2 separate regions of the Homo sapiens genome follow, and region 1 is linked to region 2. A link is a loop called in an ENCODE intact Hi-C map of the cell type or tissue named here. Cell type or tissue: CD4-positive, alpha-beta T cell. All regions are shown on one strand. Links, peaks and the distances in the headings refer to the core of each region. The heading gives the core; the rest is flanking DNA.

Region 1 (15,482 bases), core at 7,483-15,482, 97 kb after region 2:
AGTTTTGCTACAGAAAAGTGGGTAAAGGAGAGTATATCTGCAATACAGGAGCTCATCTGGGGACATGCTACTACTTTCTAATCACTAGTAAAAGTTCCTGGATGATCATAGCAACATTTTACATGCAGGACTACCACGGAATGTTAGCTTGACTTACTTCACCGAGAAGCCTGGTCAGTTGAGATGTTAGCAAAAGACAAAGGGAATAGGAAACAGATAGTAGAGCAAAGAAATTTAAAACTATAACTATACATTCATTAACAGTTGCCCATACTTTTTCATACTGTGTTAAATATATATGATATATATGAATATATATTAACCCATTTCCTTTTTTCTCTTCTGTTGTTCATCCACTATTTCGCATAAGTTGTCTTCATGTGTGTGTGTGTGTATTTTTAAAATTTCTTTTAGAGATGAAATCTGGCTTTGTGACTCAGGCTGGAGTACACTGCTGTGATCACACATAGCTCACTGCGGCCTCAAACTCCTGGACTCAAGGGATCCTGCCACCTTAGCTTCTCAACTAGCTGGGACTACAGGTGTGCACTGCCATTCCTGGTTGTATCTAAATGAATAACTTAATCTATAGAATGCCTTATATGAAGTAGAATTGACTAAATTAGAAGAAGAATAAAAATTACTCAGTGATAGACTTAGTGAGTGGTAGAATATTAAGTTTCCCAGTAAGTATATTTTTGTTACTGTTGTTCATTTATTTTTATGAGTGGTAATTGAGTTATGTCAGATGCAAGTGTGTTTTTATTGTAATAGTTGCTATTTGGAAGTTCAGCTATGGATAGGAGGTGTACACAGATATCAGATAACCAAAGGAGTAAACTGTGGTGGGCATGATGGATTAGCTTTTTCAACTTCTATCCTCTATCTAATTAGAGAGAACAAAGAGTTCTCTTCATTTCATTGATTATTTTACAAGTGAACACATATTAGACCTCCCCCCGCCTTTTTTTTTCTTTTTGAGACAGAGTCTCACTCTGTTGCCCAGACTGGAGTGCAGTGGTGCAATCTCGGCTCACCGCAACCTCCGTCTCCCAGGTTCAAGCAATTGTCCTGCCTCAGCCTCTTGAATAGCTGAGATTACAGAAGGGTGCCACCATGCTGGGCTAATTTTTGTATTTTTAATAGAGATGGGGTTTTACAATATTGGTCAGACTGGTCTCGAACTCCTGACCTCGTGATCCACCCGCCTTGTCCTCCCAAAGTGCTGGGATTACAGGCGTGAGCTACTGTACTCGGCCCTAGAAAGTACTTTTATCATTGGTCCATTCATGTTTGTGTCTATTTTGAATAATATAATGAACACCTGTGAACGCCCATCCCAATCCAGAAACTGAAGCCTTGATTATAACTTTTATAACTCTGTGTGGTTCTCTCCCATCCTATACCCCTCCTCCTTCACTTGAAGTAGCTCCTATCCTGAATCTATGCTGATTCTTCTCTTCCTTGCTTGCTTTTTCTTTTTTAAATGTAGCTTTTCCACTTCTCTGTGTAATCTTAATAAGTATATTAAGTATATGCTTAATATGCATTATACAGTTTAGCTCTGTGTCCCCACCCAAATCTCACCTTGAATTGGAATTCCCTCATAATCCCCATGTGTCAAGGGCGGGACCAGGTGGAGGTACGTGAGTCATGGAGCCGGTTTCTCCCATGCTGTTCTTGTGATAATGAGTGAATCTCACAAGATCTGATGGTTTTATATGCGTCTGGCGTTTCTCCCGCTTGCGCTCATTCTCTCTCCTGCCGCCCGGTGAAGAGGTAACTTCCACCGTGGTTGCAAGGTTCCTGAGGCCTCCCCAGCAGAGCTGTGAATCAATTAAACCTCTTTTCTTTATAAATTATCCAGCCTCAGGTATATCTTCACAGCAGCATGAGAATGGACTAATACAGTAATATATTAATAAGTATATTGCTTTGTTTTAGTTGCTTTTAACCTTACAAAATTTGTTATCATTCTCCATGTAACCTTTTGGGACTCTCATTATTTCTCTTAATTTTTTCTTAATAGGATTTATTCATATTTTTGCATGGAGCTATGGTTCATTCACTTAATCTGCTGAATAATTCTGTGCATGTGCTTTAATTTACTTATGTATTTCCCTGTCAACAACTATTTATTATTGTGAATAGTGATACTATGAACATTCTATTGCAGTATATGTCTTTAGGTATGTAGATTCAAGAGTTTGAGGTGGAGGCGTACAAGCTAGGAGTAGAATTTTGGGGTCATATAGTACATGAATGTTAAATTTTACAAGACAATATCAAGCTGTTTTCCAAACTGGCTATGACAGTTTATATTCCTACTAGAAAGGCCTATGGAATACTGTTGTGCTACAAAGATAATTTCCAAGTTTAAAAATAACTATTCACTATTCACAGTCTTTCAGTGTGTTTTGATAAAGTATCATTATTTTATGTAGTCACACTCGTCAATCTTTTTCTCTTATAGATAGTTCTGGTTTTGCCTAATTGAATAAATCCATCTCTATTTCAAGATTATAAATAAATTTATTTTTTATTAAATGTTTTAAAATTTTGCTCTTGAAATTTATGTCTGATCCATCTAGGTGAATAGCTTACAAACACCTTGCAAAACTCTTTTATTTAATCCTCACAATGGTATATGTCACAAGTATCATTACTTTCATTGTGCAGATGACAAAGCGAAGATTCAGAAATGGCAAGAAACTTGTGAAAGTGTGCATACCTGGTAACTAGTAAATCCTATCTGGAAATTCTGATGGGTTGTGAAGTCTTTCTTTCTCTAATATCTGCCTCTGCCCTTCATACTATAGGGAGGGTGCTCCTCCAGTGCAGAAGTGACATCTCTATGTTTACAACATAGGAGTTATCAAAAAAATAGTTTATATCTCTCCAAGAGCTCATCTTTTCTATGATCCCAGGGTATTTGTAAGCTTTAGCCAGCAGACAACTTATTAAAGAAACATATGCAATATTTTTGTGCTGATGTTAATTTTGTTCCCATGGTTGTTGGTGTCTTTCCCAAACAGGGACATGTGAGACACCACAACAGAGAGGAACTATGCCCTTGTTACTATAGACCTATCTTTAAAATGTTTACAACTCCAAGCTGCGTAGGCCTATGCTTACTAGTTTTTAGTTCCTACAGCTACTTAAACTTTTGAGTTGAGTTTGTTATATGCTCTTGGCCCATATCTTTCCTCCCATACATACCTTTGGCAACACTTTTCTATTGGGTGTCTGTTCTTGGCATTACCTTCCCAAAGGCATTACTTCTCATTTAATGCAATTACTTCAATTAATATGTCTAATGGGAGCAAAAGAGCTATTATCCCCTGCTTTACTTTCATGAGAGGTAAAACTTTGACGCAGATGAAGAGATAGAACAATTGTAGCGAGTATACTTGAAATTATACACATAACAGCATCTGATTTCCTCTCAGGCAAATAAATCACATATAAAAGCTTTCCCCAGAGAAAACAAATTTTTCTCTGGAAATAATTAATAATAGGCTTAGAGATCTATGTCAATCAAATGAGAGTTGTCTTTTTCTGAATACAGATTTCTAGTATTGCATTCTTATTTAAGTAGATGCATTTTTGCATGATGAACAACTATGAGGCCACTTTAATTGTCCCTCAATATAGAGTTAAAGCTTTCTTTTTTCTTTTTAGCAACAGAGGAAATTAAGAACTTATTTGAGAACACTGTTCCACAACATTAGGCTATCCACAGTATTCACTTTAAAAATTCTATTTCTATTCTATTGTATTTCTTCTATTTTATTTCTTTTATTCTGATTCTATTTCTAGCAGAGTTTCAGTCTGATGGTATTCTCAGTTTTTCACTTTGCCTCTGCAGCACAGTTTCTGAGCTGTCCTTATACTCAGGAGTACCATCCCTGAAGGATTACTCAGTGTTTTCATTCTTCTCACAGCTTTATCTCAGGCTATTTGACTGGTTCAACATATTGGAGGGTGTATGAATGGTGAATGACAGTGCCACAGAATCCATAGGGTATTTAAACATGATTGACAAACTTGCTATACATTTGCCTTTGGAAAACGGCCACAAATGGGTTCTTTATTAAAATGTTAGAATCAACATTACAATTTCCATGCATCTATAAAGTTAACATATATTTTGCAAGTGCTTTTGCACAAACAACTCCATAAAATGCACTTAAGGGTAGGATTAAATTTATATATTACAAGCTAAGGATACGTGCATAGTGTTTTCTATTCCTCCTTCTTTCTTTTCACCCTCATTATAAAGTTTTATTTTTCTAAAAGTCTACTCAAATGTATCACACTTGCCATAATAAAATGAAGAAAAAAACCAAAGTTCTTTTAAGGTTATCTAACTGAAATATTCACTTCCGTGGACAAATGCTCCAGTATTCTGCTATTTCTTTACTACCAAGCATTATAGGATGGAACGATCACAATCACTAGAAAAAAAAGACCTGGAAAATTATCAACTTTCTTTCATGAATACCTTAAATGATATCATATTATGTAAAAATATTAATTTCCATTATTATTTTGTTCTAAAAATTGACGTAGCTCAAATTTATAAGAAGCTTTTACTAACAGCTCTTGATAGTACTGTTGAGAATATATTTCAATTGTTAAACAGGAGATTCAGCCTGGTCTGCAAGTAAAATATAAAATGATAAATATCTAGAAATGTTAAGTGAAAATTTGTTTCCAGCCTGCTTCCTCTCTCCCTATCTTCCTCCTCCCCTCTGCCCTGCAAAATAAAAGAAAAACAGGACCTAACACTTAAATTACTTGGGCAATTGTTTTAATTTTAGTATATATTATAATATGATGTAAAAATGAAAATGAAAATTTAGTCAATATTGTAAACAGTGATAATTGGGTTTTATATCGTTTACATTCAGGCTGTTGGTGTTATGCAAACCAAAACCATATCTATAGATAGAAAAATACAATGCACTAATGAGAAAGTACAATTTATTACATTTTCATTTGTTTTCAGAAATGATGAAGCAAAATCCACCTGGTCCATACCACAAATGGTATATAAAATGAATCAACCATTGAAAGGCTGATTTTAGAAAATTGCCATTTTTATTTTTCAAGATTCAGTAGCAGAATCTTATTTACAATTTTCTCAAAATAAGATTTGTAAATCTATATTTGTTAGGAGTCAAGCCAATGTGAGAAGATTTCAAATCCAACGTTACTTATAAACAGATATTTAATATGTTTTCCATTGTCTTCATTAGACAGCATCTGAAAATAATTTATTTATTTTTATTTAGAACCCAAAGACTTCAAGGAAATATTTTAATGTATTTGACTCTATGCTAATATACATATAAACTTCAGAACTTACATGTATAGGTACCTATAATAAAAAAGCAGTGTAATAAATTGTTGTCATAGGTGTAAACATTCATTTTATCTGCTGTTCCTTTATAGTTAGATGCTATACCTATATTCTAATCTCTTTGTGGTATCTATTTACTTATATACTTTGTGTGTGCATAAATCTGAATATTACTGAAGTCAAAATGAGGTATACATATGCTACATAAGATAACTCTAAAATAAAACTAAATTCCTTAAGCACTTCAGCAAAGAATACAGCAATATGTGTTTAACTATCTAATAGAATATAGCCAGGAGATGATCAAATAACCTCCAAAAGCAAAAAGTAGAATTAGTATTCTGTGTTTTTATATTGAGATATCAAATTGTATACGGTGGCTGTAACTATCAATTCATAAAAGAAATAAGTTAATAACAATAACATACTGTTAAAAAATCATCTGCTTAGTGGTTCTTAAAGTATTGGTATTAATGGAGCCACAAATCCAGAATGTCAGGGCACATGCCAAGAATGTGCATATAAGTATGCAAAGTTTAATATAACTCATCAGTTTATGTAATTGATCACCAGTGATATTTAAATCAACCCAAACATTTCAATCTTGAGAAAAAAATTATTTTCCATTTATTGGCTTTCTACAGGAGGAAAACTCGGTTGAGGTTTTGGCAATTGAGCAGATGTTACTAGAAAGGAAAAAAAAAAAGAGTACTGAAGGATGCTCACTAATTGAGCTAAATCCTATAAATGAAGCCCAGAACTTCATATTTCCTTTGACTTTCGTGAGTCTTTAAATAATTATAATGAATTTGTAAGTTCTAGCCAGCCTTGGTGCTTATGCATCATTAAAATCAAACTTCTAGTTCTGCCAGTGTATTAACTTGTCTATATATTCACATAATTAGCACCTCATCATTTTGTGCTATTCTGGGACTGCCTGGCATCTTCCAGCCTCACATCCAATATTGTGAAAAGCAGTTACTACCAGCTCATAAAATTCTGCTGCCCTTCCACTTCTGCTATTTTCCCCGTATGAAAACTGGATTTTAATAAGATGAGGAGGAAGACTGGACAGATCAGTAAGTTTTCAAGATGTTATTTAAAATATGGGGAAACCCAGAAAATGGAATCGCTTTAGTCAGTCTGTCCAGATCCATCTTCTCTGGCCCTTGTATCACCTATTTAATTGCTGGAATTCTGATTTTGGCATCTCCCAATCTAGGGGCTCAGGGTTCCGTGCCCTAAGCCAAACACTATCACTCGGGATGCGCTGCTGCAGGAAGAGATTATTCCTGCTTGACTGCGATTTATGTTGATATTTAAATTTTTTTGGTCTTATTATTTATTTATTTATTTATTTATTTATTTATTTATTTATTTTCTTTTTTGGTACTGGCTTCTTTGATCAACCTAACGGCCCTGGTGACCGGACCCCCACTGCTATTGTTGTGAAGTTATCGTTCTACTCTGCTAAAGAATGCACTTTTTGAGAAGTTTCTCCGCGTGGTCAACTAATTTTTAGGCTATTCCTTGTTTGCACATGAGGAAACATAGTTAGAAATGTTTAGGTTTCCTTTTTTTGTTCTGTTTTGTCTTGGAGGGTGGTTGGGTTGAAAGGTGAAGCCCACAGGGCAGCCTCCCGCCTTTCGGTCTCGGCCAAAGTTTCTGCTGGTCAAGTTTGCTGCTTGATGAGCGAGAGGAGCCCCTGGACGTTGCTGATTGACCTGCCTCTCACAGTAGCTCTTCGGCAGGTCAGCTAGCGACATTTGCTACTGGACTCTTGCGGGGGTGGGGGTGGGGGTTCGCTCCTGAGCCAAAATCGCCGCGGCCTCAGGCAGAGCCGGCAGCTGCTGGAGAGGAACTCGGTGGCTAAGGCTGCGGAGCAGTGGGCGTCGGGCACCGAGCGGCGCGCACTGGGTGTCAGGTAAGAGACGATCCCTGGTGATCTGGGAGGCACAGGGGGGTGTTGAGCACAGCACAGCTTCCCGAGTGCGCGGTCCCCGCGGAGCGCCCTGGGCGCGCGGGTACAGCAGGACGGCTCTTCTGCCCCGGTCCACGCGCCGACCCGCTGTTTTCATATGTTGTAGGAAGGCTGAGAAACTCCAGGCTCTTCTCAGAGCCAAGACAGGCTTGGAGGGAAGTAGCCTGCCTGCCTTGGGACGCACCTGTTGCCGGAGAACGATCCCCGCCTCCGCGGCGCAGCCCGCCCCAGCCGCGAGGGCGCGGGGTGTGGCCCGAGAGAGCGCAGCCCGAGCCACCGCAGCAGGGTCGCTCGCTCCGGCTCCTCGCCGGTCTGAGCCCTCCGAAAGGGGTCTCGGCCAGGGCCAAGGTCATGGTGCGTCTCCGGCTGAGCCTCTGTAGGCTGCTGCAGCCTTGGCCAGGCGGCGACTCCTTTACTCTCTCCTTCCGTACAAGTCTGGGGTGGGCGTTGGTAGTCAGCCCTCAGAAAGAAATCCGTGTGCCTGCCCTCCTGAGCTCCGGGCCTGCTCCTTCTCGGGTTCAGGGCTCAATCCGAGGAACTGAGCTGCGGTGGCGGGGGTCGAAAAGAGACTCCACGAAGCAAGACGTGCGGGGCGACTCAGCCTTTTGGGCCCCGGCGAGTATTAACCCATTTTACGGTAAGCAAAGTTGTGGCACCTTTACTCACTCCCCTCGTCTAGTTGTCAAGCCCCGCAACGGATGGGAAGTGGGGGAACTAGCTTCTAAAAGTACTTACTGGAAGGAGGCCCTGAACCTTGGACCACCCACACTCACGCATTACGGACCTTCGAAAAAGCAGAGGGTGACCGAGGAGCGGAGGGCGCGCCACGTCCCGGCCTCGGAGCCAGGGAGTCCCGGCCTGGTCCCCGCAGATCTCCCATTTCAGGCACCTCTGTTACTGGAGCTGAAAACCCTTAGGGAAGAAGGAAGGGAATGTCCTGGTCTGTTCGGGCAAAGGCCCAGTCGCCCCTTCCCGGCCCATCGCAGCCCCCTCGGAACCGGCTGCGGCAGGCGTCAGCCCCCTCTCGGCTGAAAGGCTGTGCTGAAGGAGAGTGGCTTCTGGTTTGGACTCCCAGAACCCTGGCCCCGGACTTCCAGCCCCGCAAGCTTGTATTTCGAGGGCTGCTCTACCCTCCTTCCCTCCCCTCCCCCCGCCCACGGCTTGCCACCTTCGTTACTAATTTGGGGGAGATTTTAAAACTTTATTTTACATTGTCCACTGGGAAAATCAAGACTTTTTTTAAAGGGTAAAATATCTTGTAGCAACATGATTTTTCCACTCCTTCATTTGCAACCCTTCTGCTCTGACCAGACAATTCTACTTCCCCAAATCAAAACTCAGGTGCAGCGTTTTCAGTCTGGGTGTGGGAAGGACAGACGCCGCCGACGACCTAGGGTCAGGGAGGTGGCTCAGGAGGACGGCGGGGGCCAGACCTGTGCACCGTCCGCAGGGCGGGGAAGCTGCTCTTCGTCCAGTCCAGTGCTCGCTCCCAATGCCCTCCCCCGTCCGCCTCTCTCTCCTCACCCCATTTGATCAGCAGGGGAGTCGCAGAGGGTTGTCGTTAGGACTAGCCACTAGCTTCCTCCCATCACCTGGGACTGCACAAGTTCTGGAGCACTTCCCCCCTCCCCTCCTTTTTTAAATAACCAGGAAGACTTAGTGTATGTCACTATCTTATTGGCGAGTCTGGTGAATTAAGAAACATTCTTTATGCTTGGTATTAGGAATGCTTTTGGACATTAGTCTTTCCACATCCAATCTAACCTCTTGAATTAAGAAACTTTCCTTCCACCGAGATGAAGGTGGTAGAAGAGGCTCCTGTCCAATCTGCAAGAGCACTAACTTCCTGGCCTTGACGAAGGGCTGTTGGCCATTTTTCCCCCATTACAGAAAAACAAAATTCGGTGTAGCAAAAGCATCCATGCCAATGTTGCGTTTGCCCATCCTTCTGGTATTGGCCAGAGCTGCCTTCGCAGCGTGACTGTCAGTGGGGCACAGCCTCAGAGCGTGCAAACTCCGGACCTGGGCGCGCATCCCTCTCCCACTGACCGCTCGGTTTGAGTCAAGGGAAAGGGGGGCATCCTGTTCTTCGAAGTGACTCAGCGGCGCAAGAGGCCCCAAGTGCCCGAGGTTCCGCGATTGATTCGATTTCACACTTCCACCGAGACTCTCAGTCACTAGCTAGCGTTTGTTTCCCGTTCCACCAAGCCGGGAGAGGGGCGGTGTCCGGGTTCTTCTAGAGACCACTCCTGGGGCTCTCTCCCTTCCCGGGATTTCTGCCTTCCCGCCCCTCGTGCTGCTGAGCTAAAGTCTTGATCACAAAAACACAGCAAGGGGGAAGAAAGATCTACGCCCACCTCCGCACTCGCACCGAAGGCTCCAAACTCCGACCTCCTCTTTATTCCCAGAAACGACTCTGCGCTGAACCGCAGTGCCCGGGCACGCACAAGGGGCTTTCTAGGTCCTTTCGTTGTTTCCCTTCCCCCGTGCTTCTTTGCCCACGCACCCCACCCCCCCGCCCCACCACCCCGACATCAGATAGTTTATTATGAGCTTCTGATTTCCCTGTCCGACGCCGTACGGCGGCCCCAGCCTGGTGGACCCACCCGCGCAGGCCGGGGTGCCGCTGAGTTCCCGGAGCTCGGGGCACGTCAGCACAGCGGCCAGAGGAGGCCCGGCGGAGCTTCGGGCGCGGACCGTCCCACCGTTTTGCGCCAGCGCCAAGGTCCAGGAAGCCTGGAGTGGGAACAATCTCTCTGGAGCTCTCAGGAACCTAACAATCTCTCTCTCTGCCTCCTTGGCTCCTTTTCCTTCCCATCCTCCCAAGTTGCTTTTCTTGTGACATTAACATTTTTTTTTCGCAGTTTTTGGTCTAGGAAGTTAAAGAATTGTGCAAAACTGAAATTCTTTTAGAAATCCATGTTTTAAAACGAAAGAGAGGACACAGAAAATAAGAGACCTCTCCGCCACAATACTGCCAGGAGCAAAGCCATCACCGAACATGGACATCCCGTTGAAACCACACCAGAAGGGCCCAATAAACAAAATTGACAGAATGGAAGTGTTTAGGAAAAGAGATCTAATGAAAAAAAAATATTGAGACAGAGAAAGTCGGCATGCAGTCTTCCCACCACCCCCAGCCCCCGCTGGCAGCACCTTCCCTCCGACCGCACCTCTGTCCCTCAAACCTTTCCACTGAGACCTATTTTTGCCCATATTTCTCTAAACTTGGGAGCAGCCAGGAAAGAAAGGAGAGCGAATGTTTCAATTCCTCTCTCCAAACTCAGAGGAACCTCCACCAACCGCCTGGCCACCTTCTCTTGCCTTCCTTCCGTTCCTGATGTGTGATTTGGTTAGAGAAATTGGGAAGGGGGGTGGGGTGGAAGAAAGTTAAAAAAAAAATCAGGAAGGCGTAAGCTGGAGCGGTGAGTGTGTCAATCAGAGGGTTTTGTGCCTGGGGGCTCCTAGCGGTTCGGAGCAGAGGTGTCCCAGGGCGGCCCCACAATGAATATGAATAGGAATCCTTGCTAAATGGGACAGCAAAGCGCACCGCCCTGAATGATGGCACGTCATCCTAACCAGCCCAGGATAGATAGGAGGGCTCCTTTTGTCTCTTTTCTCCGCCGCAGCTCTATAAAAGCCCCTCTTTTTCAGCGTGAGGTTAGTTCAAGCACACACCAACTAGCTGTCCAGGAAGCAGCCTAACCAGAGAGAGGGGCGTGGGAGGGAGAGAGGCGGGGAAAAGCAGCGTCTCCGCTTTTCTTCTCACGTCTTGCCGCGGAGAAGTGGGTTCCTGGGCAGTGCAGATTTTTTTTTTTTAATTCAAGATTTTCTTTAATTTCCCGCCTAAAGCCTCCCCACGGTAGGGCCGCATCCCCTGTAATAAAATGAATTCTGATTCGAGCTCTGTCTCCAGCAGAGCTTCATCTCCGGACATGGATGAGATGTACCTGAGGGACCACCACCACCGCCACCACCACCACCAGGAGAGCCGTCTCAACTCGGTCTCGTCCACGCAGGGCGATATGATGCAGAAGATGCCCGGGGAAAGCCTCTCGCGGGCTGGCGCCAAGGCCGCGGGAGAGAGCAGCAAGTACAAAATCAAGAAGCAGCTGTCGGAGCAGGACCTACAGCAGTTGAGGCTGAAGATCAACGGACGCGAACGCAAGCGGATGCACGACCTGAACCTAGCCATGGACGGGCTGCGCGAAGTCATGCCCTACGCGCATGGGCCGTCGGTGCGCAAGCTCTCCAAGATCGCCACACTCCTGCTCGCCAGAAACTACATCCTCATGCTCACCAGCTCCCTGGAGGAGATGAAGAGGCTGGTTGGCGAGATCTATGGGGGCCACCACTCGGCCTTTCACTGCGGGACCGTGGGCCACTCGGCCGGCCACCCCGCGCACGCGGCCAACTCCGTGCACCCGGTGCACCCCATCTTGGGCGGCGCGCTCTCATCTGGCAACGCCTCGTCACCGCTGTCCGCCGCCTCACTTCCCGCCATCGGCACCATCCGGCCTCCCCACTCGCTACTCAAGGCGCCCTCCACGCCGCCCGCGCTGCAGCTGGGCAGCGGCTTCCAGCACTGGGCTGGTCTGCCCTGCCCCTGCACCATCTGCCAGATGCCGCCGCCGCCGCACCTGTCCGCTCTCTCCACAGCCAACATGGCCCGGCTGTCGGCCGAGTCCAAGGACTTGCTCAAGTGAGCAGCGGGCGGGCCCGGCTGCCAAGGAGGAGGGAGAGCGGCGGGAGGGGCCGCGGTGCCGGGCCGGGAGGGAAGAGGGAGGCTGCACGCTCGGCCCACGGGAGGGCAGGCTCCGGGGCCCGCAGCCTCCCACGCTGTCTGAGAGATCTCAGACTCCACTTGACCCCCGGAGGGAAAGGACCAAAATCAAACCGCAATTTCTAGGTGGTAGCAAAGGGGGACTCGAACCAGATGTCGTGTGTTTTGCATGCATGCTTCTTTTCCCCATGCCGCGCCAGTATTTTTCACTGCCATATGCTCTTGTCAAAACTGCATTTGTTGTATAAAGATGGGATCGGTGTAGTTAAAAACTTGCGAAGGGACTTTTGAGTTGGCTTTCTCTGACTCTGTGTTCTCGCTTTGGAAAAAGACGGCCATCCCTTTTGTGCAAAACAAATGTAAATATTTTCTTGAGATGGATGCGATTATGATTGTCTCTGTCCTTGCCACAGTTTTTCTAGAGACAATGGAGAGAGAAAGAGAGAGAGAGCGCGAGAGAGATCAAGACCCAAGTTTTGAATCTCAACCGAGGTCCAGGGCATGACACCTCCTATGTGGGTTTTCCTTTCGACGCAGTGTAGGTCAAAAGAATGCATGCACGCTTCTAAATGAATCTTGTCTGAATATGTCGTGCAGGCTGTGGTGCCGTTTTCCTTGTAACAAGGATTTATTAGTGAATTATCCCAAGTACTCCATATATCTGTCTGTGGTTGTATGAAATGAAAAAAGGGGCAGAGTGCAAAGACCCACACTCACGCACACGCGCTTCTTCTCCCACCCCCACCCCCTTCAAACTTTATTCGGAACCTTCCTTTGCTGTTCTGGGGCCGCTATTGTAAAAGCCTGGGCTCCCTCTAGTAGCTTGCGCCACCCCCCCTCGCTCAGTTATTCTGCATGCGGGGTTGGCTCTCTCTATTATCAGCTTTGAAAACTTATCCTGGTTTTGGGAGGGGTGCCGTTTTTATTTTCCTGAACATTTGCTTGAAATATTTTGTTAGGGCCTCAAAGACGATACCTGTCTTTATTTTTTATATATTCTTGATAACTATGATATATTTATTAATAACCAGTGTTTCTGGATGAGATTTCAAATAAAAAAGAACCTTTAAATCGTGGCTTTGCCTTTGCCTAAAATCTTAGCAGATGGGGGTAGTGGGATAGGAAACACGTGGACCAGGTAAGGTGTATCTGGGTGAGGAATTTGGATGGGTGGGCAGATGTGAAGGTTTTCCGTGATTACGTACAAGTAAACAGGATGGGTAAATTGGTGCTGATTTTTGGAACTAAATGTCCTTCAAGCGGGCATTGCCCACATTCATAGTATTATGCTATTTGAGCTCATTTCTCTGCAGTAATCAGACCCTCATAAACTCGAGAATTGAATTTTAAAAAGTAATCTGGAAACTTAAAGTGGCAGGAAATGAGAGGTGGAGTGTCACTACGATGACTGTGTTGGCAACAAACAAGGATGAAGCAGTACGTTAACTTCTTTTCACTTTAAATTGAACTTGTGCTTTTCCCCCCATGTTAAAATCTAGTATACATTTTAAAAGTCAACAAAGAGTGGTCTTAGAAAATAGTCAAATACTCACCCTGCTTGCCTGCACCCTCGGAAGCATGGCCTACAGAGAAAGGGAAGGCTTCTCTGCTTTGTAAGGTGAGCTCCGGGTGAGTCAAACCACCACCCAAGTCTCAGAATCTTGCAGATTTATAGCGAGAATCCTCCCTTCTTTCTTCCCTTAGAAGATTGCTGGTCTGATTAGCTATATACATTGGGCATCTTCTACAAAAAAGTCAGCTAAAACGGGAGTCATTTTAATAAACTACTTTTCTCTTTTCACCTCCCGCCATAACACTTCTAAATGGTTTGTCTAAGCAGGAGTAATCCAGCAAGACAGTTTTGTCTATTTGTTTAAAGGGGACAATAAATCGAGCTGTAGTGAGGATAGCCCCAACAACACAAGCCTCCATTTCCCTCTGAAGAAAATAGAACCCTGATTGAAATGCAACACCCCAGGATTTGCTTCTGAATAAGTTGTAACATCACCTAGATGTTGGTTGAGGCCAAAGCTCCTCTCCAATGGGGGGAGGCTTGTGGTCTCTTTCTAGAATCCAGCAAGGAGAGCACGTCTAGGAAGCATTTGCGTTTGCCCTGTCTTTCCTGGGTCCCTGATGCCTACCCAGTACTGCCTCTGTCAGGCAGAGCATCTCTGTGGGTTTCTCTTCTATGCAAATCATCCCCCTCCATCCCTTTTTACCCTCCCATCGCTACCCCACTCTCAGCCAGGCGAAAGACCTAAGTTAGCATCTACAGTGGAGGGTACTTGTTTCCACTGGTTTTAGGCAGACAAATGGGGGAATAATCGTCTGTTTCCCAGGGGTGATTCATTTCTCTGGGTGAGGAAAGAGCCTATTGAAGATTTATTTGAAACCAACACAAGGCAGCCCTCCAGTCTTTCCCCAGAGTTTATTATTTAGAAAGGGGAGGGGTGGGAGAAGTTTCATCAATCAGGAAAACGACTTTCTCCTTAGCCACTTGCTTCTTTTGAGTCCTGTTTCCAAAGGCCTGGTTCTGGGGAAAGACTCAGTGCCTTACAGTTGGCCTAGTGGTGGGCCTCATGCCTTCTCTAAAACTGAGTCTTAAATTGGGTTATGCAAAGGAATAAAGCCACATTCTTTACACTAGGACAGTCGTGGATTTTGTGATTGTGCTGCTGAGACAGGAAATCCTTGATTTACAGCAGTGGTCAGTTTAAAGAGCTGTGATGTCCACTCACATAAGCTGAAAGGAAGCTTGAGCACAGGGAACTCTATTGCAAATTTTGCAACTAAAATGGGAAATAGACACCACTTCCAATATCGAGAAGATCTCTTAAGTGAGCAGAGCTCTTTTCTGGGATACAAAAATTCTTTTGGCTTCGAGACCAGAAGAGAGGATTTCTTTAAGTACAGGACAGGAACCCAGTGAGGAAGGTGATTTGAGAGCCACGTCATCTGAGGTTTCTGGATTTATTGGGAAGAAATAATCTCCATTCGCTCTCCGGGAAGGCCCTTCCCTTGATGCCTAGGCGGGTCTGCTGGGCATGTGAGTTTGCAGGCAGACTTTTACTGTCATTGCACTTCCCTTTAAATACTCGAATTATCGACGCCAGAAAAAAGATTTCATGACCGCAAAGGTGAAAATGGGTTTCGGCCGGGATTTTTTTTCGTTGTAAACTTGTCACTTTCTCGAAATTTTGCAAGTTTAGTTTTTCATTCAATCTGGAAACACCACGACGATCCTTTCATTCCAGATTAAACCCCGCCTTACGTTTAAATGGATGGCGAAATCCTCCTGGGCGGAGACACCTTGAGAAGCCCACACTAGAAACCTCTCGGCGCTTTCCCAGGCG
Region 2 (15,620 bases), core at 2,574-10,573:
AACTACATTTTCTTTATTCAATCAACTGTTGATGGACACTTAGGTTGATTCCATGACTTTGCTATTGTGAATAATCCTGCAATAAACATACAGTGCAAGTGTCTTTTTAATATAATGATTTCTTTTCCTTTGGGTAGATGCCAAGTAGTAGATTGCTGGATCAAATGGTAGTTCTATTTTCAGTTTATGGAGAAATCTCATACTGTTTTCCATAAAGGCTGTACTAATTTACATTCCCACCAACAGTATATAAGGATTCTCTTTTCTTCACTCCCATGCCAACATTTGTTTTTCTCTTATTAATAATAGTCATTGTGACCTATGTAAGATATCTTGCTGTGGTTTTAATTTGCATTTCTCTGATGATTAGTGATTTTGAGCATCTTTTCATATTTTATTGGCTTCTTGTATGTCTTCTTTTGAGAAATATTTGTTAATGTCCTTTGCCCACTTTTTAAAAACTCATTAAAAAGTTGTTGAGTTGTTTGAGTTCGTTGTAGATTCTAGATATTAGTCCCTTGTTGGAGGAATAATTTGCAAATATTTTCTCCTATTTTGTAGATTATCTGTTTACTCTGTTATTTCTTTTGCTGTGCAGAAGCTTTTTAGTTTAATTAAGTCCCATTTGTCTATTTTTATTTTTGTCGCATTTGCTTTTGGGGTCTTCATTATAAATTTTTTGCCTAGGCCAATGTCCAGAAGAGTTTTTCCTAGGTTTTTGTTCTAAAACTTTTATAGTTTCAGGTTTTACGTTTAGCTCTTTAAACCATCTTGAGTTAAGTTTTGTATATGGTGAGAGATAGCAGTCCAGTTTTATTATTTTGCATATGGCTAGCCAATTTTTCCAGCACTATTTATTGAATAGGGTATCCTTTCCCATTTATTTTTGTCGACTTTGTCAAAGATCAATTGGTTGTAGCTATGTGGCTTAATTTGTGGATTCTTTATTCTATTCCATTGATCTACATGTCTATTTTTTTACTAGTCTCAGGCTGTTTTAGTTACTATAGTTTTATTTAATTTGAGGTCAGGTTATGTGTTGCCTCTGGCTTTGATTTTGTTTTTTTGTTTTGGTTTGTTTTGGTTTTGCTTAAGATTGCTTTGGCTATTTGGGCTTTTTTTTGGTTTCATATGAACTGTAGGATTTTTTTTTCTAATTCTGTGAATAAGACATTGGCACTTTGACAGGAATTGCATTGACTCTGTAGATTTCTTTGGGCAATATGATCATTTTGATAATATTCATTCTTCCAATCCGTGCGTATGGGATGTTTTTCCATTTGTGTCGTCAATGACTTCTTTCATTAGCATTTTGTAGTTCTCCTTGTAGAGATCTTTCACCACTTTGATTAAATTTATTCCTAGGTATTTAATTTTTTGTAGCTATTGTAAATGAGACTGAATTCTTTATGTGGTTCTCAGCTGGAACATTATTGGTGTATAGAAATACTACTGATTTTTGTACATTGATTTTTTTATCCTGAAATTTCACTGGAGCTATCAAGTTTAGGAGTCTTTTGAAGGAGTCTCCAGGATCATGTCATCAGCAAACAGAGATAATTTGACTTCTTCTTTTCCAGTTTGAATGCCTTTTATTTCTTTCTCTTGTCTGGTTGCTCTGGCTAGGACTTTCTGTACTACGTTGAATAGGAGTGGTTAGAGTGGACATCCCTGTCTTGTTCCAGTTCTTAGTGGAAATGCTTTCAACTCTTCCCAATTCAGTATGATGTTGCCTGTGGGTTTGTCATATATGCCTCTTATTATTTTGTGGTATGTTCCTTCAATGTCTAGTTTGTTGAGGATTTTTATCATGAAGGGATGTTGGATTTTATCAAATGCTTTGTATGCGTCTATTGAGATGATCATATTTTTTTTGTTTTTAATTCTATTTAGATGGTGAATAACATTTATTGATTTGTGAGTGTCAAACCATCCTTGTAACTCTGGAATAAAACTCACTTAATCATAATGAATTATTTTTGATGTGCTGTGGTTTGGTTTGCTAATATTTTGTTGAGGACTTTGGCATCTATGTTATTCAGGAATGTTAGCCTGTAGTTTTCTTTTTTTTGTTGTGTCCTTGCATGATTTTGGTATCAGTGACACTTGCATGTAGAATGAGTTAGGCAGAATTCTTTCTTTTCAATTTTTTGGAAGAGTTTCCATAAGATTGGTAACAGATTGATATGGTTTGGCTCTGTGTCCCCACCCAAATCTCACCTTCAATTGTAATAATCCCCATGTGTTATGGAAGGGACCCAGTGGGGGTAATTGAATCATGGGGATGGGTTTTTCCCATGCTGTTCTCATGATAGTGAATAAGTCTCACAAGATCTGATGTTTTATAAAGGGAAGTTCCCCTACACATGTTCCTCTTGCCTGCCACCATATAAAACATGACTTTGCTCCTCATTTGCCTTCTGCCATGATTGTGAGGCCTCCCAAGCCATGTGGAACTGTGAGTCAAGAAAGCCTCTTTCGTTTATAAATTACCCAGTCTCAGGTATGTCTTCATTAGCAGTGTGAGAATAGACTAATACCAGTAGAGTAGGGTGCTACTGCAAAGATACCTGAAAATATGGAAGTGATTCTGGAACTGGGTAACAGGCTGAGGGTGGAACAGTTTGGAGGGCTCAAAAGACAGGAAGATGTGGAAAAGTTTGGAACTTCTTAGAGACTTGTTGAATGGCTTTAACCAAAATGCTGATAGTGATATGGACAATAAAGTTCAGGCTGAGGTGGTCTTAGATGGAGATGAGGAACTTGTTGGAAACTGGAATAAATGTGACTCTTGCTATGTTTTAGCAGAGAGACTAGCAGCATTTTGCCCCTGCCCTAGAAATCTGTGGAACTTTGAACTTGAGAGAGATAATCTAGGGCATCTGGCAGAAGAAATTTCTAAGCAGCAAAGTGTTCAAGACATGACTTGGGTGCTGCTAAAAGCATTCCGTTTTATGTATTTACAAAGATATGGTTTGGAATTGGAATTTACATTTAAAAGGGAAGCAGAGCATAAAATTTGGAAAATTTGCAGCCTGATAATGCGATAGAAAAGAAAACCCCACTTTCTGAGGAGAAATTAAAGCTGGCTGCAGAAATTTGCATAGGTAATGAGGATCCAAATGTTAATTGCCAAGCCAGTGGGGAAAATGTCTCCAGGGTATAGCAGAGACCTTCCCAGTAGCCCCTCCCATCACAGGACTGGAGGCCTAGAAGGGAAAATATGTTTTGTGGGCCAGGCCCAGAGCCCCCCTATTGTGTGCAGCCTAGGGATTTGGTGCCCTGTGTCTCAGCCATTTCAGCTGTGGCTAAAAGGGGCCAACATACTGCTCAGGCTGTTGCTTCAGAGGGTGCAAGCCCCAAGTCTTGGCAACTTACACATGGTGTTGGGCCTGTGGGTGCACAGAAGTCAAGAATCAAGATTTGGGAACTTGGATTTCAGAGGGATTTCAGAGGATATATGGAAACACTTGGATGGTCAGGCAGAGGTATGCTGCAGAGGCAGAGCCCTCATGGAGAACCTCTGCTAGGGCAGTGCAGAAGGGAAATGTGGATTGGGAACCCCCACACTGAGTCACCACTGGGACACTTCCTAGTGGAGCTGTGAGAAGAGAGCCGCTATCCTCCAGAACCCAGAATGGTAGCTCCATGGACATCTTGCACCATGCACCTAGAAAAGCCACACTCAACACCAGCTCGTGAAAGCAGCTGGGAGGGAAGCTGTACCCTGCAAAGCCACAGGGACAGAGCTTCCCAAGGCCATGGGAACTGACCTCTTGCAATAGTGTGACCTAGATGTGAGATATGGAGTCAAAAGAGGTCATTTCGGAGCTTTAAGATTTGGCTGCCCTGCTGGATTTCAGACTTGCGTGGGGCCTGTAGCCCATTTGTTTTGGCCAATTTCTCGCATTTGGAATGGGTGTATTTACTCAATATCTGTAATTCTGTCGTGTCTAGAAAGTAACTAATTTGCTTTTGATTTTACAGGCTCATAGATGGAAGGAACCAGCCTTATTTCAGATGAGACTTTAGACTGTGGACTTTTGAATTAATGCTGAAATGAGTTAAGACTCTGGGGCACTGTTGGGAAGGCATGATTGGTTTTTGAAATGTGAGCACATGAGATTTGGGAAGAGCCAGGAGCAGAATGATATGGTTTGGCTCTGTGTCCTCACCCAAATCTCACCTTGAATTGTAATAATCCTTACATGTCATGAGAGGGACCTGGTGGGAGGGAATTGAATCATAAGGGCAGGTTTTTCCCATGCTGTTCTCAGGATAGTGAATAAGTCCCATGAGATCTGATGGTTTTAGAAAGGGCAGTTCCCCTGTACATGCTCCTCTTGCCTGCTGCCATGTAAGACATGACTTTGCTTCTCATTTGCCTTCTGCCATGATTGTGAGGCCTCCCCAGCCATGTGGAACTGTTAGTCAGTTAAACTGTTTTCATTTATAAATTACCCAGTCTCAGGTATGTCTTTATTAGCGGCATGAGAACAGACTAATACACATCTCTTCCTTGTATATCTCATAATATTTGTCTGTGAATCTCTGGTCCTGGGCTTTTTTTGTTGAAAGTTTGTTGTTTTTTTTTCTTTTTTTTCTTAATTACTTATTCACTTTCACTGCTCATTATTAGTTTGTTCAGGATTTCAATTCCTTCTTGATTAAATGTTGGGAGGTTGTACATTTCCAGGAATTTATTCATTTCCTCTAGGTTTTCTAGTTTGTATATATAGAGAGATTTATAATAATCTCTGATGATCTTATGCATTTCTGTGGTATCAGTTGTAATGCCAACTTTATAATTTTTGATTGTACTTAATTTGAATCTCCTCTCTTTTTTTCTTGGTTAGACTAATTACCTAGCTGTCTATCAATTTTGTCCATCAACCACCTTTTCACTTCATTGATCCTTTACATCATTTTTTTTGGTCTCAATCTCATTTAGCTCTGCTCTGAGAATAAACCAAGCACAAAGCCAGCAAAAGAAAGAAATAACATGTTGTTATTTCTTGTTATTTGCTTCTTTGGGTTTGGTTTGTTCTTGCTTTTCTAGTTCCTTGAGGTATAACATTAGATTGGTAATTGGAGATTTTTTTTGATGTAGCCATTTAACACTATAAAGTTTCCTTTTAGCACTGTTTTTGCTGTATCCCAGAAGTTTTGATATGTTGTGTCTCAATTTTCATTCATTTCAAAAATTTTTTATGTCTGCCTTAACTTCATTGTTTACTCAAAGTTGCTTAGTTTTTGTGTACTTATGTAGTTTTGAGAGTTTCTCTTGGTATTGATTCCTAATTTTATTCCACTATTTCTGAGAAGAAACTTGATATGACTTAAATTTTTAAAAATTTATTAAGATTTGCATTATGGCCAAGCACATGGTCAGTTTTGGAGAATGTTCTGTGCACAGATGAGAAAATGTATATCATGTGGTTGTTGGAAAGAATGATCTGTAAATGTCTATTAGGTTCTTTTGGTCTAGAGTCTAGTCTAAGTCCAGAGTTTCTTTGTTGATCTTCTGCTTTGATGAACTGCTTAGTGTTGTCAGCGGGGTGTCAAAGTTCCTCACTATTATTGTATTGTTGTCACTCTGTTTTCTTAGGTTTAGCAGTTTCTTAGATCTAGTAGTATGAATCTGGGTGCTCTGGTGTTGGGTGCATATATATTTAAGACAGTTAAATTTCTTGTTATATTGAACCCTTTATCATTATATAATGCTTTTCTTTTTTTGGTCTTTTTGTACTGTCATTGGTTTAAAGTCTGTTTTATCTGATATAAGAATGGCTACTCCTGCTCGGTTTTGTTTTCTATTCACATATGTCTTTTTTTCATTCCTTTATTTTGAGTCTGCAGGTGCCTTTAGCTATTAGGTTGGTCTCTTGTAGGCACCAGATGGTTGGGTTTTGTTTTGCCAGCTATGTCTTTTAAGAGGTGTATTCAGGCCATTTACATTCAAGGTTAGTATTGACATGTGAGGTTTTGTTCTTGTTAGAATTTTGTTAGCTAGTTGCCTTGGAGTCTCAATTGTATAATTGCTGTATAGGTTCTGTGAGCTTTCTACTTACATGTACTTTTATGATGACTAGTATTGTCCTTTCATTTCCATGTTTAGAACTCCTTTGAGCATTTCTTGTAGGACTGGTCTAGTGGTAATAAACTCCCTTAGCATTTGCTTGTCTAGGAAAGACTATTTCTCTTTAATTTATGAAGCTTAGTTTGGCAGGATATAAAATTCTTGGCTGACTTTTTTTTTTCTTTAATGAGGTGAAAAATAAATAGGCCCCCAATCTCTTCTTTCACAAGGCTTATGCTGAGAAGTCTGATGTTAGTCTCATGGGATTTCCTTTATAGGTGATTTGATGCTTCTTTCTAACTACTTTTAAGATTGCTCTTACACTTTGACCTTGGATAGTCTGATGATGATATGCCTTGGTGATGTTTATCTTGTAGAATATCTTCCTGATGTTCTCTAAATTTCTTGTATCTGGATGTCTATGTCTCCAGGGAAATTTTTCTGAATTATCCCTCAAATACTTTTCCCAAATTTCTTACTTTTTCTTCTTCTCCCTCAGGAATGCCTATAAATTACAGGTCTGGTCACCATATGGAACCACATATTTCTCAAACGTGTTTTTCATTAAAAAAATTCTTTGTTTTTGTCTGACTGGGTTAATTTGGAAGATCAGTCTTCAAGCTCTGAAATTCTTTATTTTGTTTCATGTAGTCTCTTGTTAAAGCTTTAAATTGTGTTTTGAAAATTCCTTCAGTGAATTTTTTATTTCCTGAAGGGTTTTTTCTCCTTTGTTTTTTTTTTTTGTTTTTTTTTTTTTTTTTGTATTTAAAATACATCTATCTTGTCTTTCCTATCCTGAATTGTTTTCCCGATTTCTTTGTGTTGGTTTTCAACTTTCTCTTGGATCTCATTGAGCTTCCTTACAATTCATACTTTGAATTCTTTATCTGTCATTTCAAAGTTTTCATTTTGGTTAGGATCCATTGCTACAGACCTAGTGTGGTCCTTTGAGGGTGTCACAAAATTCTGTTTCTTCATGCTGGTTTCTTGTGCTAGTTCTTCTCATCCGTGGAAGCTGCCACTTTTTATTTTTGAAGTTACTCTTTTGGAGTGGGATTTTTTCTTCTCTCCTTGAGGGTGTTACAGCTGTGTGTGTTGGGTAGGATTTGTTTCTGCATGCTTTTAGGGGCCCAAGGCTCCTTACGAATTCCTTGGTTATAGATAGCCTTAGTGTGGTTTTCTCAAATGGTAGTTATTTGTAGGTTGTAGTAGTGGAGTACTGTACATGTGGTCAGGCTGTCTGTCACCTACAGAGATGAGTAAGTTGAGGTCTGGGGAAGCTTATCTCCTTCCTTAGCACTGTGCACATCTGTTAGCAGGAAGTATATTGGGTTGTGCAGTTCACCCTACAGGCCAGTAGATAGCACTTGCGGGCAAAAGCCTGCTGACTGCTATACAATGATGTCAGTAGTTGTGAAACACTGTGCAGTTTGACCTCCTTGCCAGTAGGTGGCAACTGCAGATAAGAGGCAGTTACAGTGACGGCAGTGGAATTTTTACTTGACCTTTGTTAACGGGGTATGTGTCCCTGGTAATGGGCAGGGCATGGGGCTTTCAGGGATCCCATCTCACGTTCTGCTACCAAAGTGGCTATAGGGAGCAAAGCTGGGTAGGGCCTGGGTCAGCTGAACCCAGAACCAGGCTCTTAAGGCAGGTACAAGTGCTGACCTTAGCAGGGGTCTAGGGGAAGCTTTCAGGCCCCTACCCTGCCCCCACAGAGCCAGCTCAGGGGACCAGGGGCTGCCAGGGATTTTCAGCCTAGAAGGCGGCTGCAGGCCTGCACAGCTCTCACACACTGATTTGCTCTCCCTGCAGCAAATGGCTAGGGCAACAGGCTTGACTGGTTAGTCTAGTCCCAAGCTATCTGTGCCCAGATTGCCAAACCGTTCCTGGCGTTCAGGTCTGCTAGAACCCGTGGAGTAGAAACTGCCACTAAGAGACCCCACCCTTTCCTGTCTGGCCTCATGAAGGGAGGGACGCCCAGCTCCCCACACCATCACACTAACCCACTTCACACTCTTCTCTGTGTTCTGACAGTTGAGTTTCCTCCCCAACTCAAGGTCAGGCCACAGATCTCATCTCCCTACCCCTGGGCAGTGTGCTCCAGTCCTGGAGAACTGGACCCAGGCCAGCAGATTTATCCTTTGGCCCCTTGGGATCAAGCACCAGCTGTGATACAGAGGTGGACTACTCCCAGGTTACCAAGAAACCACTCAGGCTGGGCGATGGTGGCTATGCATTGGGCTTCCCCTGCAAGAATGGCCAGGCAGGCAGTCTTGGGAGGGACCAGCAGGCATGAGGGCATGTGGTTCGGATGCACACATGGCAGCGGGGCCTGTCTTGGGTGCATGAGCATGCGTGGACTTTGCTCTCTCCTGCAGGCAGATAGCAGAAACTGCAGCTGCTTAGGGAAGGATGCAGAGCTTTGTTGGGGATGGGGGAAGGTGGTTCCCAGAGTCACACTTTGCTGCAGCTGCCCAGCACACTGAAGCATTTTGGGATCCACTCAGGTTTAAGCAGTGCCTGTATGTATTCTCCACACAGCTCTCCCTACCATTCTGAAGGTCTGCTTGGGGGTCATGAGAAGTCTTCTAGCTAGGATCTCAAAGGTCCACCATGGGAATATGGTGCTCTGGGGTTCCTTTACTCACCCTTTCTTTGGGTCTGATCTAGGGGCCAGTCCTTGTCTTAGTTACACAGCAGATAACCTGCTTCATGAAAGCTTACCACTTTTCCATTGATGCATAGTTAGCATTTACCAACAAACCATCTCAGGTGTTTGCTGGGTTGTGTATCTAACCCTCTAATTTCAATACTTTAAACACATTTTGCTTTGATGAAATACAAGTGCTTTAATTTCTCAAACATGCTACTTGTCTTTCTTCTTATACATTTTTAAAGGCATGTGGAACAATTTTTGTCATTTCCAACGACAATCTACTTTTGAGACATTCTAATGTCTACTCTAAGCACACATTGTACAACATGAGTTCCTACTGGTGTTCATACTATTATAATTCTATGGAATTCTATGATCAAATATACTTGTACATGCTGTTATAGCCAGATTGATACCAGCTGGACTCTACAATTGAATCAAGATAACTAGGGAGTCAGTTCTGGTGCCCAGGGTAAGCAAGCAATATGAGCAGCCCCACTTATAGAATATTTCATAATGTCACCTTAATTTAGTTGTTTGTTCAACAAATATTATTGAATTGTCTATTATGGAGTAGGCACTGTGCTAGACACTGGGGAAACAGAGGTAATTAAGTACATGTTATGTAAATATTTAACCATTCCCTGTTATCTGTTTACCCCATAGTAAATGATATTTATGCTAGCTCTTAAATTAAGCAAACAAACAAATGCACAGTATTTTCTAAAATTCGCATGCTAAAAGTTTTATAGACCTATATGTAGTGTGACACTTATCCATATTATACTGAGAATGTAGCTGTTTGTGGTATTTATTGTTTGTTATGAATACAGGGTGAAAGTGAAGAATATGATTATTAATACTAGAATTACTTCTCTTTTTTTGAGAGAGAGAGGTTCGCTCTTGTTGCCTAGGCTGGAGGGCAATGGCGCGATCTCGGCTCACCACAACCTCCGCCTCCCGGGTTCAAGCGATTCTCCTGCCTCACCCTCGCGAGTAGCTGGGATTACAAGCGTGCACCTCCATGCCCAGGTAATTTTGTATTTTTAGTAGAGATGGGGTTTCTCCATGTTGGTCAGGCTTGTCATGAACTCTCAACCTCAGGTGATCCACCTGCCTCAGCCTCCCAAAATGCTGGGATTACAGGCGTGAACCACCGTGCCCGGCTTAAATGCTAGAATTATTAAATGACTACACAATATACCAGTTATTTTATCATATACGTCACTTGTAACTCCAGGATAAAAGCCCCGTACTTGCTATGGCTTTGATTCCAAATTTCTCTCTGTTCTCTTCCTACTTGGTGAGCTGAGCTGGATCACATGGAAGCAAAAGCACCAGAGAGTGGGTGAGGACTTTCTCAGGGCCTTTCCCATTTATGCCCCCTCCCTACCCACTCGCGCGCCACCCACGTTATATTCCTGGCCCTCCAAGTTACCAGTCTGACTGCTGAAACTCAGGGAAGATAAGAAAGAGTTTTTTCTACAAGGCAGTGGCTCTCCAGTTTTATAGAACATAAATTACATGGAGAGTTGTTAAAATGCAGATTCTTAGGCTCCATCCCCCAGAGAGTTTGATTCAGCAGAACAGAGTAGAGCTTAAGGATTCTGATGCAGGTGTCCTCTAATCCATACTGCCTGTAAAAGAAAAGGACACCCTCTCATTCCTTCACCAGCTACTTAAGAGAAAAAGGGTGATTCTCTCTCTCTCTCTTTCTTTCTCTCTCTCTGTCTCTCTCTCATACAGCCACCACACACACACACACAAAAGAAAAACGTACTCAAAAAAGAAGAAATTATAGCTTTGGTTCCATCTGTAATGGAATGATGAGCATTGTACTTATCCCATAGTAAATAGCTATAAAAACAGACAGAAGGTATGAAATGACTATTTGTAGGCATTGATTAACAGTGCCTAAAGTACAAGACCCAATTATATGTTGCTTGTAGGAGATATTTAAATATAAAGACACAGATAGATTAAAAGCAAAAGGTATGCCACGCAAACACTAATAATTTAAAAGCTGGAGTGGCTATAGTAGATTTCAAAGCAAGGAAGATTAGTGGCAATAATGAGGGATATTTAACAATGAAAGACATCTAGTTCATCAAGAAGACAGTAATCCTAAATGTGTATACATCTAATAAAAGAGCTTCAAAATATATGAAGCAAAAACCAAAGAGACTTAAAAAAAAGAAACAGACATATCTTCAGTTACAGTGCAAATTTACATTTTTCTCAGTAATTACTTGAACAAGTAGGCAAAAAAAACCAGTAAGGAAGGATATAAAAGATTTGAACAACTCTCAACCAATTTTCCCTAATTAGCATCTTTAGAACACTACCTCAATGGCTGCTGTAGAAACATTCTTTTCAGTTGCAGATGGAACATTCACCAAGATAGACCATATTCTGGCCCATAAAACAAATCTCAATAAATTTAAAAAGATTTAAATCTTACAGTGTATGTTTTCTGACCACAATAGAATTAAAGATCAATAACCAAAAGATAGTTGGAAAAAAGCCCAAGTATTTACAAATTAAGGGACATACTACTAAATAACTCACAGGTCAAGGAAAATTTTAAAATATTTTGAATTAAAGGCTGATAGCATCTTAAAATTTGTGGAATGCAGCTAAAGCCATGCTTAAAGGGAAATTTATAGCTATTATAGGGCAAAAGAAGTCAGACACAAGGCGATATATTGTGGGATTCCAATAGATGTAAAGTACAAAAACAGACAAAAAACAAATGCTCTTGGAAGTCAGGATAGTGGTTCCCCTGGGGCAGGTGTAGCCCTTTTAAGGACGTTATATTAGTCTGCTAGCACTGCAATAACAAAATATTAATCTAGGTGGCTTAAATAACAGACATGTATTTTCTCCCGGTTCTGGAGGCTGAAACTCTAAGATCAAGGTGCAGGTAGGGTTGGTTATTTCTGGCCTCCCTCCTTTGCTTCAGATGTCTGCCTTCTTGCTCCATCTTCACATGGCCTGTGACCTGTTGACACACATCCTTGGTGTCTCTTTCTCTTCTTATTAGGACACCAGTGCTATTGGATTAGGATCCCATCCTTATGAGCTCATTAACCTTAATTACCTTTTTAAAGGCCCTGTCTCCAAATACAGTCACACTGAGAATGGGGTCTTCAACATACAACTTTGAGAGAGACAGTCCAGTCATAATTGACACATAAGGACAGCTTCTGGAGTACTGGTTGTTTTCTGTTTCTTTTTTCTTTTTTAGAGATGCAGTCTCACTCTGTCGCCCGGGCTTGAGTGCAATGGTGAGATCTCGGCTCACTGCAACCTCCGCCTCCCAGGTTCAAGCAATTCTCCTGCCTCAGCCTCCCTAGTAGCTGGGATTACAGGCGTGCACCACCATGCCTGGCTAGGTTTTTGTTTGTTTGTTTGTTTGTTTTTTGCATTTTTAGTAGAGACGAGCTTTCACCATGTTGGCCAGGCTGGCCTCGAACTCCTGACCTCAAATGATCCACCTGCCTCAGCCTCCCAAAGTGTTAGAATTACAGGTGTGAGCCAATGTGCCTGGCCGTTTTCTGTTCCTTTATCTGAATGCTGGTTCCCTGTGTTACATCTGTACTCAATTTCTAAAAATTAATTGATCAGTTCACATATGGTAATGTACTTTTCTATATGTATATTAAAAGTTTAAATTAACTGTATAAATATAAAAAGGTATTTTTATAAGTATGTAAAAAAAGTTAAAATCAAAAAAGAATTCATCATGCAGAAAAGAGCGGCCCAGGATAGTTAGAGTGGTTGCCTCATGTACAGAATCTTGAAGAGCCTGGCTCTACAGTTAGCCAGACCACGTTTGAGACCCGGCTCCACCGTGTAGGGGTTAACAACTTACTTTTTCTGATCTCGGTTTCCTCAGATGTGAAGCAACCCACCTGGGAGAGCTGTTGTGAGAATGAAAACACTCAATTCACATTAGCAACATGATAATTTCACTGCTCTGCCTCCCTGCAGAGCTTCTCCCTGGGGGCACAGTTAAGGATGGGGAAGGAAGATATCCTTGAGCAAATCTCAAAGATGATGCAGACCATTTTCTAGAGTCTCGAATTCCACTGTATAGAGAAAAGTTTGTTTGAAAAGTTGGGAATTCATGCTGCTTTTGAAGAGATGCAGTCTCACTCTGTCTCCCGGGCTTGAGTGCAATGGTGAGATCTCGGCTCACTGCAACCTCCGCCTCCCGGGTTCAAGCAATTCTCCTGCCTCAGCCTCCCTAGTAGCTGGGATTACAGGCGTGCACCTGTAATCCCACTTGCAACTAAGCAAGGGCTTAGTTGGTAATATTCCACAGGTGTTACAGCCAACTAGGGACAAAGCAAGACGTAAAGGAGCAGAGCTGAAGGGTGACGACATACAAAGTTTCTGATTTAAGTCCTTCTTTTTGTTGTTCCCGGCAAACTGGAATGCCCTTTTCTTTTCCTCTCTCTAAATAAGACCATCTCTGTATCCTTTATGATTCACTTAAATGTTACTAAGTTGATGACCCCCATCTCAGGCGGTTTTGATCCATATTAACTTTCCCTTTATTTGAACTCCGGTGACACTTCTGTTTACTGTACATTTGTTGTTTCTTCTTTTTCTTTTTTTTTTTTTTTGAGATGGAGTCTTGCTCTGTCACCCAGGGTAGAGTGCAGAGGTGCGATCTCAGCTCATTGCAACCTCTGCCTCCCGGGTTCAAGCAATTCTCCTGGCTCAGCCTCCTGAGTAGCTGGGATTATAGGCACCCACCACCACGCCTGGCTAATTTTTTTGTACTTTTAATAGAGACAGGGTTTCGCCATGTGGGCCACGCTGGTCTCAAACTCCTGACCTCAAGTGATCCACCCACCTCGGCCTCCCAAAGTGCTGGGATTACAGGTGTGAGCCACTGCGCCCAGCCCATTTGTTGTTTCTTAATCACATTGTGATTGCATTGTAGCCTAGCTGTTTTTTTATTTGTCTTCTCATTGAAATGATCAACATCAGAGAGCAAGACTTCCTTTCCCTATATTTGCCTAGCTTTTAAGGTGAGGGAAGAGACCACTCAGTCTTCTACATGGTATTAGCTACAGTTTTAGCCTAGAACAGTGTCTGGAGTATGGTGCGCATTAAGCACTGTTTAATGAAGGTGCGGTTATGTTACCATGGAATGCCACAAGATGTTCAGCCAAAAGGCTCAAGCAGTCCCTGAAGTGTTTAAAAGAAGATCTAGAGAGCAGGCAAAAAATAGAGAAGACTTTGCTGGAGAAGTTAACGACAGACTGTAATAGGACAGAGCTAAGAGTCAAAAAAAATGGATGAGCTAGTGACCATTTTATTCTCTCAAGAGTGGAGACTAAGACTCAAAGTCCAAGTTCCTAGAGTCCTTCCCTGTCTGTTCTCACCTTCAATGACATTTTGGAGTCTGTAAAATGTGGTGCATATGTTATGTGGTTATGTTTAACATCTTTTTCACCAAGCATATTACATGCCTTTCTCTAAGTAATTATTATTTTTGGAAGCATTTTTAATATGTACCAAATAATCCAACACAGACACAGGCTATAGTTTATTTTGCCATTCTCCACTCTTAAAAACTTACTTTTGTTTCCAGGTATCACTACTATTATAATGCTTTGGTTATCTTTGTATGTAAATATATAACCGTTTTTCTGATTATTTCTTTACGATAGAGTCCAAAGAATTCTAAAAGTAAATTACTAGGTGAGGGCCTTTTTGTTTTTGTTTTTGTTAAATTGCTTTCTAGAGTTCATATTAGCACTAGGAATATATCAGAGCACCTGTTTTAAAATAAAGAGCTACCTTTAAAAATGGGAGAAACTAGGCCAGGGGCAGTGGCTCATGCCTGCAATCCCAACACTTTGGGAGGCTGAGGTGGGTGGATCACCTAAGGTCAGGAGTTCGAGACCAGCCTGGGCAACATGGTGAGACCCCCGTCACTACTAAAAATACAAAAATCAGCCGGGTGTGGTGGCACGTACCTGTAATCCTAGCTACTCGGGAGGCTGAGGCAGGAGAATCACATGAACCAGTGAGCTGAGATCACGCCACTGCACTCCAGCCTGGGCGACAGAGCGAGACTCCATCTCTAAAAACAAAAACAAAAACAAACAAAAAAAAAATGGGAGAAACTACACTGCAGATACAAACTGCAGGACTATATGTTCACTTACAAGTAATGAAATGAACAAATTAATAAAGGTGGGAGAACTCCATTCCAAGTGATGCTTACATTTTTTAGTGGTGATAATAGTGACAGAAGTAATGGTCACAAGTATTCTTTATTTACCTTTTAATTCAGCTTTCCAATAAGAAAGTAGTGCCTGATTACTGTCTTACTCTGACAGGCTTATCTAGTCCTTCAGCCTCAAGCCCTTCTACTCCCTTCATCTTTCCCTGCTCTCACTACTCCCCACAATCCCTGCATCACCCAAAGCAACACATGAATCTTTGATCTTATGCCAAACTATTTTTAAAAATCTCTTCTCTGGAGGTTGGCAACTGACCACTCCATGCTCAGAGTGACACCTTCTCATGAAGCATTTATCAAGGTAGTTTTATAGGCAAAGGCACTTCCTTCTCTTAATATCCTTCTCTTGGGTCAAATTTTAATATATACTAAACATTCCTTCCCAACTCAAGTAATATCAAAAGTGAACATCTGATTGTGTCACTCCTGTTTAAATACCTTTAATTGCTCCGCATTACCCTCAGAATAAAATCTAGATTCCTCCCTGAAGCTTTCAAGGTCATTGTTATTCAGGCCAGTGCTGCTGTCTGGCTTTATTCTCTTTCTTCTCTCCCCACACTTGTGCTGCTGCAGAACTGAGCATCTCAGTTCTTGTTGTTTCTGGGCCAACGCACACG

What was found. Hi-C counts contacts between places; a loop is a spot of excess contacts. Peaks named below come from ENCODE experiments on the same cell type or tissue, not always from the same donor. Only the 100,000 strongest peaks of a DNase experiment are listed, where the experiment ranks them.
Region 1: it touches region 2 in a loop (2.0-fold over the local background); 5 of 110 quality-filtered maps call a loop at or near these places.

Annotation. Positions count from the first base shown.
Region 1 is chr6:137,489,922-137,505,403 of GRCh38, reverse strand. OLIG3 (oligodendrocyte transcription factor 3) reads left to right here and starts at 11,010. Exons shown (of 1, transcript NM_175747.2): 1 at 11,010-13,205. The coding sequence starts at 11,234. The coding sequence ends at 12,052. RefSeq lists enhancers at 8,853-9,385, 9,386-9,919, 11,601-12,100. In CD4-positive, alpha-beta T cell, for the core only: no CTCF peak of the experiment used is centred there; DNase peaks (open chromatin) are centred at 7,633, 10,923 and 11,843; H3K4me3 peaks cover 817 bases; H3K27me3 peaks cover 7,469 bases.
Region 2 is chr6:137,581,448-137,597,067 of GRCh38, reverse strand. No RefSeq gene overlaps it. Among named protein-coding and RNA genes, the nearest start is that of LINC03004, 76 kb to the left of the region's middle. RefSeq lists enhancers at 7,302-7,596, 7,319-7,946, 15,525-15,620. In CD4-positive, alpha-beta T cell, for the core only: a CTCF peak has its summit at 7,467; a DNase peak (open chromatin) is centred at 7,407; H3K27me3 peaks cover 527 bases.